3 separate regions of the Mus musculus genome follow, and regions 1 and 3 are each linked to region 2. The links are chromatin loops, found by intact Hi-C in ENCODE. Cell type or tissue: left cerebral cortex. All regions are shown on one strand.

Region 1 (2,500 bases), 62 kb before region 2:
GGTCTATGCCAAGGCCAGGCAAGGTCAGTTGGGCTTACAGTAGGTGGATAACCTTCCTAGACAAGAGACATGGCTATTTAAAGAAGTGGACTGCTAAGCCAAACATCGGGGACCATGCCGCCAGCTTCCCCAGAGAGGTCTGGCTCTGCCTTCCCTGCGATCGTTCCTTCTGGCAGAGCAGAACTTGCAGCTCCTTCCAGAGAGCAGGGTAGTTTTCAGTGTGAATTAACATCAGTATTAACGGGGATAGCACTGCACCTAAACCTGCACTCTACTTTCCAGACTCTTATCTACTACAGTAATTATGATGATAATAGTACAACTCATCACAGTATATCATGTGTATCTCAGATGCTTATATTTGATATAATTGTATATTACCAGTGGAGTATATGTTTAATGTATACATATTATATGCTACTATACATTAGTGGATACTGTAATAGAATGCAGCTACAATGTATCATAGCTATACTGTTCTCACTCAGTTCCACTCCACAGAAATTTGAAGTTACTCAAGACATCACCCAACCCTGCCAGAGCTCACGTCACTATATCGGCATACATATTGGCACCATATTGACAACCACTGAGTTCCTACAGAAGGGGAAGCCGGTGAACACCTGCGAGTGACAGATCCACTTACCTCCACAGCAAATTATAGCAGCCACAAACAGGGAAATGTCACTGTCATCCAGTTCTAAGGCATTGAACTTCATAGCGAAGTCAAACTTGGGTTCCATGATGTCACAGAACGGCTTCCTCAGGTTCTTAAGGAACTCGCGTGTGATAAAGCCATTGCCGTACGCGATCAGCATCCCGTCTTTGTTCATCAAGGAGGACAGCATCGTGAAGATGGCTTCATACACACCGTACTTTAGCAAGGTGACTTGGTCGTTCAAGTCCAAGTTTGCAAAGCCTGGGATAGCCTTGGCAAATTCTGTGAGCTCCGTGACGGTCTCCACGGACATGCACTGGCAGCAGTGGAAGAATCGGACCTCTGCCTCTTTGTCTTCGACGCCGTTGGCCACCATCTTGGCCACAAGCGTCTTCTCGGCCATACACAAGGTCTCCATGTCATGTATGACAAAAGGCTACAAGGGAAGGTGGTCCAGTTAGTCAAGTGACAATTCTATGACAAACTATGCAGTCCCCCTTAAACATCAATGAGCCAGCAGCAGCTACTGTGTCCCAATCGCCAAGCTGGGTGGTAGGATGATTCCAAGTACACGTGCAGTGCAGTCCCATCCTTGGACAGTTTCAAACTCAGACAACGTAAGATTTTGCAGAAAGCTAACAGTGTAAGTCAGTAAGATGATTGTTGTCAGGGCTGGAGAGATGACTCAGGGGGGAAGAGCGCTTGCTGCTCTTGTAGAACACACTGGTTCCATTCCCAGCTCACAACCATTTGTAGCTCCAGGCCCAGAGAATGAAATGCCTTCTTCTGACCTGTGCAGTACCGCACAGGAAGGAGGAGGTACACAGGCATAAACACAGCCAGAGCACCCGCACATACAAAATAGAAAAAAACAAATGAAAATCTAGAAGATAATCATTATTACTTCCTCACCTTAGGTAGGGATTGCAATACTAAAAAACAAAGAGGCTGCGGAGGTGGCTCAGTGATGACAAGTGTGTACTGCCTGCTTATCCAGAGGACCAGAGTTCAGTTTCCTGTATCTATGATGGGCAGCTCACAGCTGCGTGTGACTCCAGCTCCAGGGGACTTAGTGCTCTTGTCTAACCTCCTGGGGTACTACATTTACATGCACACACCCTTTGAAGGTAACGATCATTATTTAGCACCGACTTTTGAATAAATCTGGTGTATAAATATATGATGATCAGGACTGGCTTCGTGTAGAAATCAGCAAACAGGCCTTGTTCAGCTCTATAGAGCAAGAAGGAGACCGCCCTCCAGTGCAGAAAACACAAGCCTTGTGTCAGCGGCCTGTCCTGGAACAAGGGCCAGATCCCAGATCCCAGCCGGGCTCCCTTTCCGATGCAGTACCATGGCATCCACACCTGCAGGTCTGCCACTTTATAAAGTCTACTGAGCAGGCCAGCTTTGTCACTCCTCTCTCTCTCTCTCTCTCTCTGAGTGTGTGTGTGTGTGTGTGTGTGTGTGTGTGTGTGTGTGATGGTTAATCCGGATTGTCAAATGGTGGGATTCAGAATCACCTATGAGACAACCGTAAGTAAGATCCACCCTGAGTGTGGGGGGCACCATTCCCTAGGCTAGAGCTCCAGACTGTTCATCTCTGCTTCCTGGCTGTGGCTACCATGTGACCAGCTGCCTCATGTTCTTGCCTTCCCTACCATGAGGGACCTGACCCTCAAACTGCAAGCTAAAATGAACCCAATGTTAATTTACACTTGCCAGGTATTTTGTCACAGCAATGGGACAAGCAAATAAAGTGACCAAAGACAATTAGCTGCGAGATGACGCATTCACATAGCGATGGCTACACCACTCCCAAGAGACAAATGCGCACTCAGC
Region 2 (2,500 bases):
CCTGCCATAAAGAAATGCGGTTCCCATGAAGCAAACGCACTTTCCCAGAACTGAAACATGGACTACCCATTTACCTGGCTTCCTGAGCCCTGAAAAGACATTTACTATTCCACCACAAAATAACCACTATCCAAGCCCTGTTGCTAGTCTGAAGTGCAACCAAAGACAGCGTTTACAATATTCCAGTCTGGAAGCCGTCCATTAATCCTCTTTACCTGTGATGACAACGTCTTGTTCCCGAACTTGACCAGCCACAAACGTCAGTTCACAGGGAAGGCAGGGCCTTGAACTTCAACTTGGCTGTAGAACGTTAAAGAAGGAACCGGTTACAATATGTTCTCTGGATCTCCCCCAACTCTCCACCACCTTGGGAAAGTCACTGTGACCCTGTTGCCTGCAACCACTACAGTGTCCCAGGGTCGCCCAAGAAAGTTCCGTGCTCCTCCCCCAAGGAGCCTTTCTGCTTTCCTTAGAGGAAGGGAGTAGGTTGGGGTTGGGGGCCCGTGAGCACCCCAGTGGCAGAGTGCCCCCAAAGACATTATATACCACCGTAGATTTTCTTTAGTATCTGAACATTCTCTCCTTTAAATTAAAAAAAAAAAAGTTTGGGAAAAGGAGAGGTGCAGTTATTTCAGGCTAGTTGGAGTGGATATTGGGGCAGAGTCACCCTCCGGACTAGCACACGGGCACTCCCGGCTCCCTTTACCCATATCAGGCCAGCCGCGCAGCCACTGCACAGAGGAGACTAAAGCTGGCCCCACACAGGACCCGCTGTGGCACTGGCCTCTGGAGGGCAGAGACATAGGGTAACTTTGGCATCGTCTCTACCCTACTGTTGGGGCCAACATCGCCCCACTACGATCAGGAGCAATGAGGAAACTAGTGTTCAAAGAGGGTCCGCTGCTGTTGACTCAAACCCACCGGCAGCGTTTCTCAGGTCCCCAGCAAAGCCTAGGCTGTGACCCCAGAATCAGTCTGTCAGGGAGCCTCCAGTTACCTCTCCTCTAAGTTCCCCGAGGGTCTCAGGAAACGCCTCCCGGTGAGATACGCCCAAATGCACCACGCCGTGAGAAGGGAGCGCCCCGATGTCCCCGCCCGTGTGCCCTCCCCTCCAGGGGACAACCAGAGGACCCAGCGTCGCTCCAGTTCCAGGACTCCACGAACCCTCCAGCCCCCAAAACAGCTGCGAACACCAATGTTCGGAGCCGGCGCACGGCGCTCCAGGGGACTCGAAGTGGCGGACAGTTCCGCGGGCCCTGAAAACTCGCACGCGTGTGCCCTTCCTAGCGTGTGCCCTCTCCAGTGGCTGTGGGTCTCCAGACCCGCGCCCCTAGTCCGCGCGCATGCGCCACCGAGCCCCTCCCCTCCCTGTCCACCCACCTCACTGTCCCGGGACAGGGGACGCCTGGCTCCCCGCCCTCGCGCGTGCCCTCCAGCCCCTGGGCACCTGAGGCTGCACTCCGCCTGCGGGTCCGCAGGGCCAAGCGCGCCCAGGAGGAGGCGCCAGGAGGGGCGTAAGCGGCTGCCTCCGCCCCCGTCACCCCTGTCGTGGGACCGTAGCGTCCGGGGCCCCGGCCCGGCACCGCCTACGCGCGCCCGTGCCAGCCGCGCCCCCACGACACGCGCCGCCCCTCGGACGTCCCCTGCGGGGTCCCGCGGCGAGGTGACCGCCCCGGAAACTCCGCCCCCTAGGCCCGGGCCCCGGCTCAGGGCGAGACACACCCCCTGGACGGCAGTGTCTGATTGGCTGCTGCGGGGGAGGGCGGGGCCTAAGAGGCCCGGGGCAGCTCTCCTCGATGCCCATTTAGTGCCTCGGGGCCCGGGCATCCGTTGGTAAACTGAGGCGGGTTAGGTGAAGGGACTGCCCAAGGTCACCCGACGGGGGAGAACAGTCGGTGGGAAGGGTGCGCCTTGGCGCGCACTCCCTCCTGCTCCCAGCCCCGCGCACCGGCCAGGACTGAAGTTCAAGGCTGCGGGTCTGGGTTGAGCTTTCCTCCGGGTGCCCTCGTTGAGCTGGTCTAGATCGCACAGCTTGTTCCCCGAGTCCCGGGAGTTCGTGGGGAGGTGGACGGACAGGCGGAATCTGATCTTTAGAGTCCCAGGATGAGAAATGGGGAGAAAGGAAGAGCGAGCTGGGGCACGCGGCAACAGGTGGCCAAGGTGCCAGGGTGGGTGTGGCGGGCGGGGAAGGCAGAGGCTGAAGGGCATCGAGGACGGTCGCAGGGAGGCGCGGCCGCTCTGACCCACCCTCCGCCTCTGCCCCGCCCCGGGCTGTGGCCCCTCTGCATACGCTTCAGGGGTTGAGGGGCTGACTGTGTCCAGCTCAGGCACTGGGGCTCTGCCAACTGACAGCGCAGGCGGGAGGCTGCAACTGGGAGCAGGCTGCGACCCAGAGCAGCCGCTTTGCTTGTGTCGTCCTTGGATCTTCAGTCACGGAATGCACATGCCCCCCGAGGTGCCAACGCCCCAGGACGCCGCTCCTTTGGGAACGAAATGTGTG
Region 3 (2,500 bases), 52 kb before region 2:
CCTCACGGAGCCCAGCCAGGCAAAGAGCTTGCTCTGGCGGCCAAAGACGGGCTTGAACTCTTGACCTTCCTGCTTCCACCTCTCGAGTGCTGGACACACTTGGCTAAGCACCACCATGCCTGGCTTTATGGGGTTCTGAGGAGCCAACCCGGGGCTTCATGCATGCTAGGCAAGTTCTCTCCCAGCTGAGCCACAGCCCAGTCCTACCATCTCTAAGAAACTATGTGTTGAAGTTCTAGAAAAGTCCCGTCTAACTGGGGCAAATAGGAAATGTATGTCTCTACATTGAAAACGGAAACTGATGTGCTAAGGCAGAGTTCAGAGCGATCTTAGAAAGACCCTACCAGCCCGGGGAAGACAACACCAAGTCCCTAAGAGAAAACGTTATAACGAGAGGAAAATGGCTATTCTGAAACAACAACTCTTGCTTTATAGCAGCGTCAAGGCTATACCCAGGAAGAACAGAGCTTGAGCTCAAAAAAAGCCAGGATGATTAGACATGGCCTTGATGGAGGGCCCCATCCCAAAGGGCTACACAGATAGAAAACTCAGGAAGGGGTTTATTTTGGCTTTTTGGGTTCTTTGCTTTTGCTTCTTCCTCTAGCCTGAGATAGTGGGCTCTCAAGGCTTTCTTGGGGGCTGGAGGACCAGAAGGGGGAGGTTCCTCACCTAGGTGTGTGAGGTAGGATGTCAGAAGGACCTATGGGATGGAGAGGAAGAGCGAGAAGCAAGGGCTCTAAATGCCAGGGAGCGTCAGACCTTTGATCTGGGCTCACTGTTACCACGCACTAGGCTTGTAAGACCAGGCCCACCAAAGAGAGATGGCAACACTTCTTCAAGAAGGTACCGGAAAGTCTAGACTATTTCCTCAGACCCTGGACACTTCCAGGAGGTACTAGGAAGGAAGCCTTTGGATTTTAAGTGAGTATGTACATTTCTCAATTTTCCATACGTGGTGTCCATGAACTGACAAACTTGAAAATGTCCGTGCAGCAGAAGGGGATTCACTTTTTGTACACGAGGGCGGGCTCATGCCTGTCTAGAGGTCAAGTTGACTCTCACTGGGGAGAAAGCTACAACAGGAGGGTGCAGGGGGTTAGGAGGGTGTCAGTCTGTGCCAGAAGTGACTGGCTGGAGGTCAGTTACAGGAGCTAGGTACCGTGGACTCAGAGCTAGGGACAGAACACCTTTGCTCAACACATGGTAACCTCTGCCCTAGCTGGCCTCTGGAGAGGTCCTGAGGTCACAGGTAAACACATTCCTCTACATGGTCACCTCTGCTCTAGCTGGCTTCTGGGGTGGTCCTGAGGTAAAGTGCGTAGTCTATACTTCGTACCATGGGAAGAGTCATTTTTAAATGGACTGCTCTTTTTGTTTCCTTGTTCATTTTGGTTTAAAGAATATGCGCCTCTCAGATGTCTACAAAGTACAGCAAAGCAACCTGCCCTAGACTGTCAGAAGGGGAGTCAACCTGCCACAGAAGCCAGTTCTCTGCTCCTTCTGTAGGCCTAGGAGTGCTGACAGCCGTCTCGTAGAGGAGCAAAGGCGTCGAGCTGTGTGGCCACCTCCCCCTCCCCCCCAGGGCCTCCTTACCTTACAGCCTTCACATGCGTGAACTCCGTAGTGGTACCCTGAGGCCTTGTCCCCACATATTCGACACTCGATGTTCAGGGCACTGCCGGGGGACTCGTCCGTGCTGGCGGGGATCACGGGGCAGCTGACTGAGGAAGGGCTGGAAGCTGGAGAGAGGGTGTCTACAGATGGAAGAGGAAAGTATGTGAAACCTGGGGTGTTACCACCCATGACAGAATCAGATCTTTGGGAAGATACCTTTTCGTAAGAGGGGGATGTGTGATGTGAGCAGGTGCCTCTCTTGAGTCAGCCCCGCCCCTGGCTGTACACTGCCCATGGTTACTTATCATGGTGCCACCATTCTTGAGGCTCACGTGTGCTAGCCTGTCTCCTGACTCATACCCTATCTCCAGTTCTTCAGAGGCCATATTACAGGACCTCCACGGGGGCCCCAGCCTCCCGTGCCATGGGCTCAACACAGAGCTGGCTGCTTTCCAATTTTGTTGTCACTGTTTCAATAGACTAGTCATACCCACAAGTGTTCTGACAAATGGTTTCAACCCTAAAATCCAATAGCTAAGGTAAGAGGATTGTGAGCTTAAGACCAGCCTGGGCTATAGAGTGAGACAGAGACCGAGTCAGAGACAGAGACAGATGGAGGCAGAGATGGAGGCAGAAGAGGCAGGAGAATATGTAGAGAAATAGGAGAGAAAAGTGAAGGAAAACCAAAAGAGTGTGTGTTGAGAGGGGAGAAAAAAAAACATGCTGAGAATAAGACAGAGAAAGAGAATTGAAAAAGGAGAGGAAAGGAAAGACAGGGAAAAAGAGAAAGGGCAGAGCCTGGGAGAAGATAAATCTAAAAATCCACCCAATAAAAGTCTAGTGTCTAAAAGATGCGGTGAAGTCTTAAAATTAACCAATAGAAAAC

The links. Hi-C counts contacts between places; a loop is a spot of excess contacts. Peaks named below come from ENCODE experiments on the same cell type or tissue, not always from the same donor. Only the 100,000 strongest peaks of a DNase experiment are listed, where the experiment ranks them.
Region 1: a loop joins it to region 2, with 2.2 times the contacts of the local background. A loop is called at or near these places in 6 of 42 quality-filtered maps.
Region 3: it touches region 2 in a loop (2.2-fold over the local background); 5 of 42 quality-filtered maps call a loop at or near these places.

The regions. Positions count from the first base shown.
Region 1 is chr15:85,796,410-85,798,909 of GRCm38, reverse strand. It overlaps Ppara (peroxisome proliferator activated receptor alpha), which reads right to left. Exons shown (of 8, transcript NM_011144.6): 7 at 647-1,094. Among named protein-coding and RNA genes, the nearest start is that of Cdpf1, 14 kb to the left of the region's middle. In left cerebral cortex, no CTCF peak of the experiment used is centred here; no DNase peak of the experiment used is centred here.
Region 2 is chr15:85,734,594-85,737,093 of GRCm38, reverse strand. It overlaps Ppara (peroxisome proliferator activated receptor alpha), which reads right to left and starts at 1,318. Exons shown (of 8, transcript NM_011144.6): 1 at 998-1,318; 2 at 216-300. In left cerebral cortex, a CTCF peak has its summit at 1,476 (motif pointing right); a DNase peak (open chromatin) is centred at 1,660; H3K4me3 peaks cover 1,737 bases; H3K27ac peaks cover 1,008 bases.
Region 3 is chr15:85,786,362-85,788,861 of GRCm38, reverse strand. Ppara (peroxisome proliferator activated receptor alpha) reads right to left here. Exons shown (of 8, transcript NM_011144.6): 4 at 1,594-1,754. Among named protein-coding and RNA genes, the nearest start is that of Cdpf1, 24 kb to the left of the region's middle. In left cerebral cortex, no CTCF peak of the experiment used is centred here; no DNase peak of the experiment used is centred here.